3 separate regions of the Homo sapiens genome follow, and all the other regions are linked to region 2. The links are chromatin contacts, found by Hi-C or POLR2A ChIA-PET in ENCODE. All regions are on one chromosome and are shown on one strand. The core of a region is the stretch at or near the end of the contact, and the rest is flanking DNA. Distances in the headings are between cores, read along the strand shown. Region 1 has its middle 240 kb from the start of CDH5. Region 2 has its middle 180 kb from the start of CDH5. Region 3 has its middle 220 kb from the start of CDH5.

Region 1 (4,252 bases), core at 274-2,773, 59 kb before region 2:
CCTACCTCCAGCAAGGGAGCAGCCTTCTGTTTTCCAGCACCAGTTACTCATTGGCTGCAGGCTGCCCGGGAGGCAACAGGATTCCAGGCCCTTTCAGCTCTCTGTGCTCTTAGGTGAAGTGGATCCACAGGTTCAAGCAGTCAACGGTGAAGCAGATGTTACTGCATGCACAGATGGGCCAGAGGGATCTGAGGGGATCTGAGCAGAGCCTTGTTGGTGTCCCCTGCAATCTATTTAAATCCTGAGGTGTTTATCTAGCTGTGTGGCGTTGGGCGAGTTTCTTAACCTCTCTGAGTCTCAGGATCTGCACCTGTGAAATAGGAATAATGATTCCTATTCCTTTCAGAGTTAGCATGAGAATTCAATTAGATAAAATGAGGATGTGTGATTTAAAATTGGCATCAATACTCCATGATGCAGCATTGCCCAAATGGCCATAAAATTCCCCAAAAAGATAGAGGAAAAGACCAAAAAAATGATTATAATTTTTTATAATCAGCCCCCATCCTTCCCCATCAATGAGGAGGCCATTTTGAACTATCCCTTTGAGCTACGACCATACACGCAGAATTAGGTCTTCCCCTTAAAACCCAACCACTTTGGGCCCGAGAAAAAGCTCCCCGATAACAGTTGGGAGCCGCCCCATGCAAAGTCAGCTCCCCACACTGCACATCAAGTGCCTGGGCCTGCATCTCTATTTTGCTACTACCCAGAGGATGGAGCTTATAAAATTTCAAAGAAAGGGCCCATGTGAAAGGGGGAGAGAAGAGACGTAGGTCCAGGGTTGGTGTCTGCCAGAGTTCTCTCTAATCTAGCCCCACTGTTTTAGTTCTTTAATTAAGTGCCTCTGCTCACATTCCCCACTCACCTTCCCTAGAAACCCAACTATATTGAGCAGATATGTAAAAGCCGACAATTAAATTGTCTTATCAAATTTTCGCAGCTTATTAAGTTGTTCAATTGCATGGGAAATGATTAGTGTCTGTAAATAGAGAAAGAAAGCATCAGCCCAGGAGGCTGCAGACTGGGGCTGGAGGATCTAAAGGTAATCTCCTAGAAGGGGTGGGGGTGTGGGCTGGCCTCACTGAATTCTCGGCAGTGTCCCCCTTCTAGTCCTCAGAAAGCCCAACAGGCTTTTCATTGAACATCCAGGTAGGAAGGAGTGGCAGAGATTAACTGACTTCTCTGACGTCCCAGAGAGATCCCTGGACCTGGAGACAGGAGGCAGAATTTTCAAGTCTAAACTCCATCATTTACCAGGTGCGGGAACTCAGGAAAGCCACTGACACACCCTCAGTCTGTTTGCTTATTCCATTTGGCCAGGACTGGGGCAGAGACCTCATTCCTGGTGATGCCTGGTGCTCACTCAGTGCCTTACTGAGGGTGGCCTGGTACTCAGGAAGAAGCCTCTTGTGTAGCTGCATGTAAACAGCTTCCACCAGTGTGCTTTACAGATCAGACCCCAAGCAAGCCTCCTTCCTTCCTGTCCAGGAGGGCCTCTCATTAACAAATTCTAGAGTCTAAGCTTAAAGTCAGTGCCTGACCATCAGGAAGGCTGAAGCCCTCGTGCCCCAGCAGCATTCCTGTGGTCGCTGGTGGAATTGTTTATTCCATTTTGGATATGAAAAGAGAAAGCTTTATGTGCCTCATTTTCCAGGAATGTCTCATTTAGATTAGCTGTTTGTTGTTGGTCCAGCCACCTCCACCCCACCCCCCAAAAAACTACAAATTACATAGATATGTGAATAAAACAGCCAAAATTTGACCGTTGGCATGGATGCTGAGCACCATCACTCACTTTGCTTAAGGATAGGGTATCTTTTAAAATCTCGTATTGGCTTCAGCTCAGTTCCCTGAAAATATAGAGGAGCTACAGAACCCCCTAGGGCTCTAGGAGTGGGACTAAGCAGGAAACTGGGGAAAGGACTTTGAAGGGATCCCTTTTTTTCTCTTGGATCAAGACATCCATGTTGGATAAAATCTGAAATAAAAAAAAATAAAAATAAAATAAAATAAAAAAAACAGAGAGTTTAGAAGTAGCCTGGGCCCAGCCAGGCAGAGAGGCTGTGGCCAGGGCTGGACTACTGAACACGTGGTCTGATGGCTTAAGACAGGAGCAAAGCAGAAACTCCCAGAACAAATTTGCCATGCACAGTGCAAATGAGTAGAGAGTTGGGGTCGGCCTCTGTCCAACCTACATCCACATCCCTTGAAGCAGCACCTATCCCATGACTCATCAACAATTATCCCATGATTCATCAACTGTTGAAGGGGTCACGGTGCATCAGCCCCAAGAAGAACTATAACAACATACAGTTTTGCACAGATTTCTTCATAACTTTAGGGCACTGTCACATTCACCTGCCTGGTGACCCTCTTAATGTCCCTGAAAGGGGCAGGGCAGCTCTCACCACCCCTATTTGTTCTCATTGGAAACTTCCAAGCTTAGAACTTCAACCATTGCATAATCCATTGCGTAGAGTTGAAGTCAGGTTTACTTGACTTGTTCAAGTTTGCAAAACAACCTCTAAGTAGCCTGGGAGTAGAACTCAAGGTTTCTAACTGAATACACTCTTTCATACCATTTCAAAACACTTTGGGAAAAGACCCATAATAAAGTCACAGGCCACCAAAAATCCATTATGCCCCAGTCGGAAACTCAAGACCCTGGGCACAGGCATCCCAGAGAAAAGTGAAGAGAGGATGTTTTCCTTTCTTCTTGAGGTCAGCTGCTGAGTTCTTCCTGTACATAAAGACTCCTTTTCTCAGTTTTTCACGACATGAAGCACTGTTGCTTATATTCTGGCAACGCTTTAAATGCTTTGCTCACAACTCCTTCCCTCCTTCTCCACTCATTTCCCTTTTATGAACATGCTATCCTTATCCAGAATGACAGGTGCTGTGGGGAGAAAAGCACAAGAAAATCTAACTTTCTTATAAACATACAAAAATTTGCAATGTGAGAATTCTCTTTTTTGATGGATTAGTCATGCATATTCTACACAATGAGTCAGCTAAGTTAGAAACATTAATGGATTCAATGGAACCTGGGACATCTTTTATTATTAATACCAGGACCCACCCTGGTGTGGATGGGTCACCAAAGAAGCATCGTCTTATTCACTAAATGGGACACAGAGTTGAATTTTGGACCTGGGGAGGTTTGCTTAGCTGTGGAACAGTAGGGCACAGAGGGAAGAGAACCCATCAGATACAGATAGGGTGCAAATGTCAAGTTCAGTGCTAACAGGGACCCTCGAATTTTATGAAGCAGACCTCTTTGTCCTCGGTCATTCCAAGATAATAAGCCAGGAGCCTCCAGGAGGTCATGGATGAAGCAGAAAGAAAACTGAGCAGAGAACGGATGAAAATGGGAGGTGAAGTTGAAGGAGGAGGAATGGAGTGGAAGGCAGGATAGAGAAGAGCCAGAGCAGGGAAATTAACAAAGAGATGCAGTGCCTTCCCCAAATTAACAGAGATTCAGTGCCTCTTTGTCAACTAAAGAAAAAGCCACACCAGGCTTGAGGTCAGGTGAGAGGCTGCTCAGTAGCATATGTCCCGGGAACTGAGAATTTTCCAGACTTGAATCTCAATTCCCCACACTTACTACCCATGGGACCCTAAATAAGTTACCCACCCTAGCTGAGCTCTAGCTACTGCATCCAGATGGCAGGAGGCGCCCACCCCACCTCCCACAGTTTCTATGGGTGTCACTGGGCTCACTTAGAGGAGCACTCATCTCAGATCCTGGGACATCGGCATCCTGATCCTCCACACAACCATATACAGTGGAGCTGCTGGGCAAGAACCTGAACAGGCTGATGCAGATCCCATGTTCCTTCTACTTTGCTGTCAGTTGTGGATAGGCTTTAGAGCAGCACATGAAATCTGACAGGGAGCCCCAACCCAGAAAACCTGTGTGAGTGGAGCTGGCCTGGCTGAAATCAGAAGACAGAGCTCAGACTCACGCTGATGCCCTCATTTTACGCCCCCAACCTTGGCCTTGGCAGTCACTCCAAGAGTCCAGAGCTCCACACGCTCAGTTTTGAAATTGTGAATTTATGATAGAACTTTTCACAAAGCAATGCCTCAATCAAAAATGACAGAATGACTGAAATTAAGCTTAATGTTTGTGCACTTACTATTCAGGGATACCCTTATCAGGTAGATTGTGCCATCATGTCCATCTTACAGAGGGTAAGACTGAGGCTCAGCTGGTCCAAGGACATTCAACCTCAGGTGCTCACACTGT
Region 2 (4,688 bases), core at 890-3,389:
TGCACCAGAAACTTCTGGAATGAAGTGACAAGTGAGAAGGGCAAAGCTGCAAACATTGAGTAGGCCCACCTCATGCATTTATTCATTCATTCATTCAACTACCAGCTATGGAGCATGGACTTAGTTTGGGTTCCCCCAGAAGGAGATCCTCAGGTAAGAATTCAAGTGCCAACAGTTTATCTGTGAGGCAAAGAAAACACCTGGAGAGGAGAAGAAAAGTCAAGGAAGAGAAGGCAGCCAACAAGGAGTGTGATGTCAAGTCCGCCTGTGGTCTGAGAGGCAGTGTATAGCCAGGGCTTTAGACTTATGCCTCCAGAGCTGGGGTATTGACAAACTCAGTCAATGGTAGAAGACTGCTTTCCCAGTGGTGTAATTCTCCTACTTCTGGTCCTCCACTCAGGGGGTCAAAGTATTTAATAGATTTCAGCAACCTGAGAAATTTGTCAAGCAAAGAAAGGTAGAAACTAGCAATTGGAAAGCAGGTCAAGTGGCCTTAAAATGATGAGTGTTAGAGGATATGTGCAGGATACCAGCTCTTGCTGTGTGTCCCACAGTGTGCTCTATGCCCTCACTAGAACCATCAACAAGTCAGAAATGGTCCCTGACCACATGGAGCTTGCTGGAGGCAAAGAACAGGCCACACACCCCTATGCCTCTTCCCTTTCTTCCCAGGACAGACAGGCCTTGAGACTCCATAAGTGCATGCTTTGGTGCACTCTGCCACGGTCATCTCTGCCTTCTCTGAGTCCTTGCTGCCCTTTGCTTTGCCTTCATCTCCATTCTTCCCTCTCTCTGCTCCTCTGACCCAGGTTCTGAAATGTCTCCTTTTGCCCCATCCACATTATCTGATAATAACAACAAGGATAATCAAAACCCTTTATTGAGCACATACTGTATGCTAGCCACTGGGTTAAGTGACGTGTGGGTATTATCTCATTTAAATCTCAAAAACAATCATGGCCTCACGTTCATATACCAAACCCCATTCCTGCTTTATTCTACCTGCCAGATGGAGCCTTCTTGGGAAGCACTACAACTTAAAATTAAATGCAAGGTGCTCGCAAACCTCTGGCCACTGCATTTGGTCAACTTGTCACTCCTTTACCTAAGTTAGTCCTGCAGTGCTTGCTCAGGCTTCATAGCCAAGACTTGCCCAGGCCTGCCCAGCACTGTCCCCATGATCTCCTGCAGCTGAAGTTTCCAACATGTCCCAGAAGCCCCATTCTGCCCCATTCCAGTAAAAAAAAACCCATTTCTGAAGGCTAAACCGTGATCAGCATCCACCCAAGAGTCAGAGAATAGAAAAGAAGGCTTCTGCAGTCATTCTTAGTTGCTTTAGACAAATGTCAAAATTTGCCTTCATCTCCTCTATCCTTCTATCTTTGCAGCTTCCTCCTAAAATCAGGAAATTAGATTAAATAAGTAGTTCTCAAACTCTATTTCAATGGGCCATGATTCCACTTCTCATGGATTATTAATGTATTATCCTGTCTCTGATGATGTATTTTCATGGCGCTCTCCAGACACAGTACCCTGATGAAAAAGGAGTGGTTTTCATGGTTGGGATCTAGGCAAAGTAGCAAGGTCGTAGGAGAATATTGGGGTGGGTGGGGGTGCCACATTTGGCTGCCCCCTTGTCTCTTGGTGCATCAGAAGAACTCAGATTCAGAGCCTGGGAAATTCAGGCCAAGAAGAGTAAGTGACAACAAAAGGAAAGATAATAGCTCTTTGTTGGGAATAAAAGGAAAGCAGCAAAGGCAGAGGACCTGCTTATCTTGCATTCTGGCAGAACACAGACCACCAACTCAGATACTTCAAAAGACCCCTGGCTCAGCTCCCCAGCCCCTCCCCTGGGGCTCCTGCAGAGAGAACATCATAATACATCTCCTCATTTTCTCCTGCACTTTTGATGTCAAAGTGTGGTCTGGTTAATTAGATGTTAGTGGGGGCCAGGGGTGCTGGAATCCAAACTCAATAAATTTCATTTCTGAAAGACAAAGAGGTCAAGTGCATATTAAACTTGAGCGCTCAGGGAGTTCTGCCGGGGCATTTATTCAGTCAGGCTCGTTGCAGTTTAGGCAGAGAGAACACCAGGCAGCTTTTGGAGTCTGGCTGGGTGCGGAGGCAAGCCTGGAAGTCTGCCCATCTTACATTGTGGAAGAAGAGGGGGGGAAAAAGTCATTCAAATGTTTTCAACATAAATAGCTCAGTCCTGCAGTCAGATTTTGAAATTTCTGCCAATATCCAACTCCTTTCATGAGACTAGCTCAGTAAACAGCCTGGCCCTTAGTTTCACCTCCTGCCGAGATCAAACCCACCAGCTTGGCTGTCTTCTGGGGGAGGCTGGCACTGCGAAGAGCCTATTCTAGCCTCTTGGAGCCCACTGGACTTGGGGCTGCCTCTCACCTCTGTTTATCATTATCTCAGAGCTACAGCCACAGGATAGCTTCTTTCGCCCATGCTTCACCTCCCGGTTGCCTTGGGCTGAACAGCGGAGGGAACATGGCACACACCACTCCCCAGCTCTGGCTGCTGCTCCATGACTGCAAGAAAATCAATATCCACCAACTGTTCCTATGGCAAGAGACCTTGTTACCAGTGGCAGGGCCTAGAACAGTGCAGACCCGAAGCCAGACAGCCCAAGGTCAAATCCTTGTTCCTCTACATCTCAAGTTGATTCTTCAGGCATTTTACTTAGACTCTCCCATCTCAGTTCATGAGTGGGCACAGCCTGCTGCCTTTGCAAGATTAGCATTTGGCCAACCTTGTAAAACGAAATGGGTGACTTCCTCAGCAATATCTGACTTAGGTACAAGTTTGTAATAAAGCATGCAGAGTTCAAGGCTAAATTCTTAGGGGTGCATTTTGAAATATCCCTTTCATTTTGTGTTTGTTTTCTTCTTTTCTTAGCGTGTTTTGATTGGAGAACAAAGGTGTTAGTCATGCATGAGGTGTCCACATATAGGAAATTACTGACTTGGCAACTTAATTACATTTGGAGGCCACTTAATAGGACTGATTCCCTTTATTTAGACAGCCTGAATCTTCTTAGTCATGACTTGAGAATGTGATCATCTACGCGTTGCTTTATCTTGAAAACTTACCAAACCACCACAGCCATCTCTCCAAGCAAACAAAATGTCATGTTGAGACACTACAGTTTGGACATCCCCAAAACCCCATTCGAGATTTCTCATCTGGCAAAATTCACTGTTGCCTGCTGCAGGGTGGGTGGTAACACAGTCTAATTGTGGTTCTTCTTTTCTATTTCTGCAGCATAAAGTCATTCTGCCGCAATTGTTTCTCATCACTGCACCCTAGGTTTTCCACAAAGAACCTCTGTTTTGATAGAGGCCTATTTTTTTTTAACCCTGCCAAGAAGCAGTCTATTGTGTTGGAAAGAGTTCAGCTGAACTTACAAGCCCAAATTTAAGGACTGCATGTACCATTTTTAAAAATCAGAGACCCAGCATGGGAAATCTCCAAGAGCTATTTCTAGTGTGTGACTGCCCAATATTCTAAACTAAGAACTTGAGGAAGCCATTCCCAATGATCAAATTGGTGGCTCCCATCTGCCTAGTTTTTGCTTCCTAAAAATAATTTCCCAGAAGCCTCAGAGCTGTGGTTGAGAAGGAGGCAAAATAATCAGTCATCAGGGAGATTCCTGGTCAAAGAAATTCTTTCTTCACCAAGCTAAGGGTGCCAGCCCCCTACAGAAGCGGGGCCCACCAGCATCCTAGGACCCAGAAATGTGGATAGCATGAAGATGGTTCAAGCTCCCAGAGCCCTTTTCCCATGTAAACTGGCACTCCATTGAGATATCACTTTATGCCTATTAAAATAGCTATTATCAAAAAGACAAAAGACAATAAGCACTGGCAGGAGATTGGGAAAAAGGAACCACTGTACATTGTTGGTGGAAATGTAGAATGGTACAGCCATTATGGAGAACACCACTGAGTTTTCTCAAAAAATTAAAAACAGCACTACCGTATGACCCAGCAATCTGTCTTCTGGGTATACATCTAAAGCATATGAAATTAGTATGTTTAAGGGATATCTGCACTACCACGTTCATTGCAACACTGTTCACAATAACCAAGATATAGAATCAACCTAAGTGTCCATCAATGGATGAATGAAGAAATTGTGGTATATATACACAACGGAATACTACACAGCCATTAAAAAGAAGTAAATCCTGTCATTTGTGACAACATGCATGAACCTGGAGGACATTATGTTAAATAAAATAAGCCAGTCATGGAAAGACAAATACCACACAATTTCACTTATATGTGGAGTGCAAAAATGTCAACCTCAAAGAAACAGAGTAAAATAGTGGTTACCAAGGACTGTGGGATGGGGAAATTAGGGAGATGGTTATCAAAGGACACAAAATTTTAGTTAGACAGGAAAAATAAGTTCAAGAGAGCTTGATGCCCTTACATTTTGGTGACTAGAATAACAATATATTTCATATTTGAAAATTACTGAGAGTAAATTGTAAGTGTTCTCAACACAATAACTGATCAATATGTGAGGTAACACATATGTTAAGGAGATTGATTTAACCATTCCTCATGTATACATACATACATATATCAAGATGTCATGTAGTACACCATCAATATACACAATTTTTACTTGTCAATTAAAAATAAACACATAATAAAAATCCCCCTTTC
Region 3 (4,455 bases), core at 1,581-4,080, 38 kb before region 2:
GAAATGAAACAAACAACCTGAGATTTCACTTGGAGGCTGTGAATTATTCTTTCCCCCAGCACCCTGGGCACCAATCTGTCACCTTGGATTTTTTAGCCCATTGCTAATTTTTAATAACTTCTTGACAACTGCTTGCTTCATATTACAACAATGCTACCACTGTGCAATTTAAGAAAGTAATAAATGTTCTTTAAAGTATAGAAGGCACTCCTCCCAATACCCTACACCCACTCCCCACCCTGCATATTTAGCCAATGATCAGATCTGCCTAAAAACCAAACTGTAAGTTTTTCCCATTACAAATAATTTGCTTTTAAAAGAAAAGGCCCCTTTCCAACTGAAACTCCCAAGTACAATAAAAAACCTAGAAGGGCTCCTATTTTCTTCTGCCCCTTGACTCCCCTTGCCTCATCTGTGAGCCTCGCTAAAGTGTGTGATTGGATTTTTCATTAAAAGCCCCCCTCCCACTTTCTGAAGAATCCAAGAAGCAGCAGAAATCAGATCTAGCGTTGTAAAATCCTAGCATATCTGAGTCGGGAGGAACCTTGGGGATATGCACTTTCTAACCCTCTGATTTCCCATTTTTTCAAAGGAGGAAACTGCCTAAGTCCACGCAGGCATTATGTCAGGGCCGGGACAGGAAGCCCATTCTCTTGGCTGCTAGATCGTTTCCACCTGACCAATGCCACCTCACATCTGGGTTTTCCCACCTCCTGGCCCCCAGTTATCATCCTGGGATTTCACATCCTAAATAAACTGTGCAGAATCTCCAAGAGCTCTTTGGGAATCCAGGTGCATGTGTGCAATGAATAACCTCATCAATTACAGAGGAGATGGTCATGTGTGTGATTGTGTATGGAATGCTCTTCCTATCTCTGGAATAAAATCTTTGATGCCATTGGTACTCTATTCTTCCAAAATAAAGTATAGAAAATTTCCATTTCTTCCAGTGGTTAAGTACAGAGTTCGAAAGGTCATAAACTGTTTTACATGACCAAATTGATTAGCTTCTCTATCCCTACCTAACAAAATGCAAGAGATCCAAGTGTTTCATTTCAGCCCAAGAAATCCATCGTTAAGTTTAATGCAAACATTGTTCTTCATTACTCAGCTGGATCTTCTTTGAAAGGGAATTCATTGTAATACGATTTGGACAAACCTGCAGAATCATATTAAAACCATAAACTATGTAGAAGTACACGTGCTGGCAGGCATGGGAGATAAGTTGGGCACTTGGAAAAGTTATTATCATGCTCCAAATTTAGTGTTCCAGTGTCTAACTGCAACTCATAATGTTAACTATCAGGCTGTTTAGGCATCTTTATTTCTTGTCAGGAAAATGAAATTGTCTCCTGTCATGTTGGACAGTCTGGGTATATAACTTATGTCACAGACAACAAAAATGTGTAATTTTATATGTTCCTGTACTCAATATTTTAGTACAAAAGGACTTCAAACTCGAATTAATACACTTGTTCAGCATGCCATTTTTGAAAACCATAGCGGAGCAGCAAATGAAGAACATTACGTGATACAAGCAACTTGTCTTGCTATTTTTTTTTTTTTAGTTAAGACGTAAGGAGAGAAAAGGAGTAGATATTTATCACTCTAAGTTACTTCCTGAAGTCTGAAGAATTCTCTCTTTCATCATTGTAATTTGGTAATTAGATCCATAAACATGCAATTAGCTAGAAAGGGGACGTTTTTATTTGTCCCAGAATTTGCAAAGAAATTTGCCACCCCAACCCAAGTTTTTGGTACCATGTGGGTCTTCTGGGTCTGGGTTTTCATGATTCACCAGTGACCACAGAAATGGGGCCATGATGGCAATGGCCCTCCTACCCTGTTTCTTCACTCCTTCATCTTGATGTCAACTGTATGCCCCTAAAAATGTCTACCATCGACTGGTCCCACCTTTCCCTTCTTCCCTGTCTTGACCATAAACCAGCCACTCCACGTATGTTTGCACCATACTTGCCCCCATCCCACCCCATGCTCCATAGACTTCTCCTCTGTCTTTGAGGCTTCATGGCTTCCTGTCCTTCCTCCTCCAAAACTCCCTCACCCCCAATTGTGCCTGCTCCTGAGTCCCCCATCTTAAACTGAGGACACTCTCTCTTGACCCCACGCTCCCCTCCTCTCCCTGCTCCTGTCTTCTCGTCACTGTGGAGTCATTCTCACTCCAGTTCTGATCCTTCTCTTCCCCATTCTAACAACCTGCTATGCAGCTGTTAATATGCTTCTGCACCATCTGAACCACCTGCACCACAAGCAAAACTGTCCCTTCTAATTTGCCCATGTCAAAGGGTTCAGCCCTCAGACCTTCTAGCCATTGCCAGCATCACACCCATGCCCATATTCCCTCAGTCCTTACCACTCCTGAGCATGCAGACCCTACAGCTTCCACTATAGCACGTGCAACTCTGCCTGAGGGCCTTTTCTGGTCACTGGACCATGCTCAGCTCACATGGGCAGACCAGAAGTGCCAGGGAGTTGGTACCTCCCAGAAGCAGCTCTCTACCAATAATGGACAAGACTTGGTGGATAAACACCCCAGTTCCCTCATCCCTTGTTGGGGATAATCTTGAAGCATATTCTACAATGTCTACTAGAGTTCCCATGCTGGTTTTAACCCCACTGTGGTTATTTAATGCTCTCATGGTCAGGGATTTTATGGTTGGAAGAAACAGACCAATCCCAACTGGTTCAAGGGACAAGATCCAGGCTGGAGACATAAACCTGGGAGGCCTTGGCATACTGACACATGAGTGAAGCAGCAATTACAAGTAACACACTTCCTGTCTCACAAGGTGGCTGTGAGAGGGGAAATGGATACTTCACCCCACCCTGCTCAGCACTGTGCTAGGCCACAAACTGAAAGCTTGGTAAACAGGAATGTTCTCACTTGCATAAGGTTATGCAAGAATACATTTGTATAATCACAGAATTTTGGATAGATCGTCTAGCTCAAAAGCCTTAATTTGCAGGTGGAAAAACTAAGGCTAAGACAAAGGAATTGACTTGCCCGGCATTTTCCCACCATTAAAGATTGTTTCCTTAAGATTTACATGCCCAGCAGTAAAGGAGAAAGGTGAAGTTTAACTGTTCCTTGATATTCAATTAGACTGTTAGGAGTTACCAATAAACTTTCTAAAGGCCAAAGCCAATAAACACGCTTTCGTTTTGATTTTGTTTCTGCCTTCTGCATCTAGTGCTGCTGGCCACTCCCCTGATTTAAACTCTCCTGATTCAGCTGATTTTCTGGCAAGAAAGAAAATGAGGAAGAAAAAGGAAAAAGGGCAGAAGGGAAAGTGACCTAGGGCAGATTCCCTGGAAGCAGAGCGCAGGGCAGGATTTGGATGCACTGAGGCAGTGAGGAAACGCTCTTGGGAGGGAGCGGTGAGAGAAGGACAGGGCAGGGAAGGGAAGGGGCCCGGCAAGGGTGGGACCGCAAGCAGAGGCTAGCTGGACCCCACAGGAAGCTCCAGAGCAAGGGAAAGGGGACCCTCCCTGTGTGCCCTGTTGGTTAGTAGGTGGCCCAGGCAGCCAAGGCCGGGAGAAGCAAAGCCACCAGAGTTGGAATGAATTCTTATTTTATGTTGCTGTAGCATTATAAAGGCTTAACTTTCTCAGACCAGAAGCAGGGTTCATTCACCCAGGACACAGTTTCCAGTTCTCTGCCTCCTCCCAGTTCCTCAAAGGGGTGGATCCAGATACCTGCCCTATACATCCACCTCCTGGTGACCACCTCCCTATAAGATAGCTAAACACAACCTCCTTGCCTCGCCACACTGACCCCCACACCCTGCGTGAACTTTGCAGATGGCATGGCACAGGGATGACCCCACGGAAATCATGCTTGCTTGCCCCAAACCCACCAATTAGAACACCCCACGGGGTCCAGCATGGTGGCTCATGCGTGCAATCCCAATACTTTGGGAAGTCTAGGCAGGAGGATCGCTTGAGGCCAGGAGTTTGAGGCCAGCCTGGGCAACATAGCAAGACTCCATCAGTAAAAAATATTTAAAAATTATTTGGGTGTGGTGGTGTGTACCTGTAGTCCCAGTTACTTAGGAAGCCGGGATAAGCAGGAGGATTGCTTGAGCCCAGGAGTTTGAGGTTTCAGTGAACTATGATCACTCCAGCTTGGGCAACAGAGTGAGACCATGTCTCTAAAACATCAAAATTTTTAAAAGTGTTTTAAAGAGCACACCCCACAAGAAACTTGTTTGGGGATCACCCTAGACACCAGTAAAAGCTTTGGCCCACGGGCCCCTTTATCCTTCTCTTGCTCCCTCCTCTGTCCCAGACATGCATGTTCTGCCAAGAGGAGAGAGGGAGCAGCTGGAATTCACCACCTTCCTTGCAGGGTTCCTGAGCATTACCATAGCACAACGCTCCCCTCAGCCAGAACCCAGGCAGAAGGACTGGAGTTCAGAAAACAATGGTCTGTTT

The links. Hi-C counts contacts between places; a loop is a spot of excess contacts on that map. ChIA-PET counts read pairs that join two places held with the same protein, here RNA polymerase II (POLR2A). Pooled maps may share reads with other maps.
Region 1: a loop to region 2 is called in a map of IMR-90, with 8 times the contacts of the local background. The contact joins two enhancer-like sites. A Hi-C loop is called at or near these places in 1 of 168 maps with a recorded cell type or tissue (IMR-90) and 3 of 50 pooled maps. POLR2A ChIA-PET finds 5 or more read pairs at or near these places in 2 of 52 experiments (AG04450 and WTC11).
Region 3: POLR2A ChIA-PET joins it to region 2 with 18 read pairs in AG04450. The contact joins two enhancer-like sites. A Hi-C loop is called at or near these places in 1 of 168 maps with a recorded cell type or tissue (Caco-2). POLR2A ChIA-PET finds 5 or more read pairs at or near these places in 1 of 52 experiments (AG04450).

Annotation. Positions count from the first base shown.
Region 1 is chr16:66,129,133-66,133,384 of GRCh38, forward strand. No RefSeq gene overlaps it. Among named protein-coding and RNA genes, the nearest start is that of CDH5, 240 kb to the right of the region's middle. Within about 2 kb of position 1,524, at least 2 of the 41 ENCODE cell types and tissues checked have a DNase peak (open chromatin) inside an H3K27ac peak, as active enhancers do; they include IMR-90, where a contact is called at or near this core.
Region 2 is chr16:66,187,037-66,191,724 of GRCh38, forward strand. No RefSeq gene overlaps it. Among named protein-coding and RNA genes, the nearest start is that of CDH5, 180 kb to the right of the region's middle. Within about 2 kb of position 2,140, at least 4 of the 41 ENCODE cell types and tissues checked have a DNase peak (open chromatin) inside an H3K27ac peak, as active enhancers do; they include IMR-90, where a contact is called at or near this core.
Region 3 is chr16:66,148,066-66,152,520 of GRCh38, forward strand. No RefSeq gene overlaps it. Among named protein-coding and RNA genes, the nearest start is that of CDH5, 220 kb to the right of the region's middle. Within about 2 kb of position 2,831, at least 5 of the 41 ENCODE cell types and tissues checked have a DNase peak (open chromatin) inside an H3K27ac peak, as active enhancers do.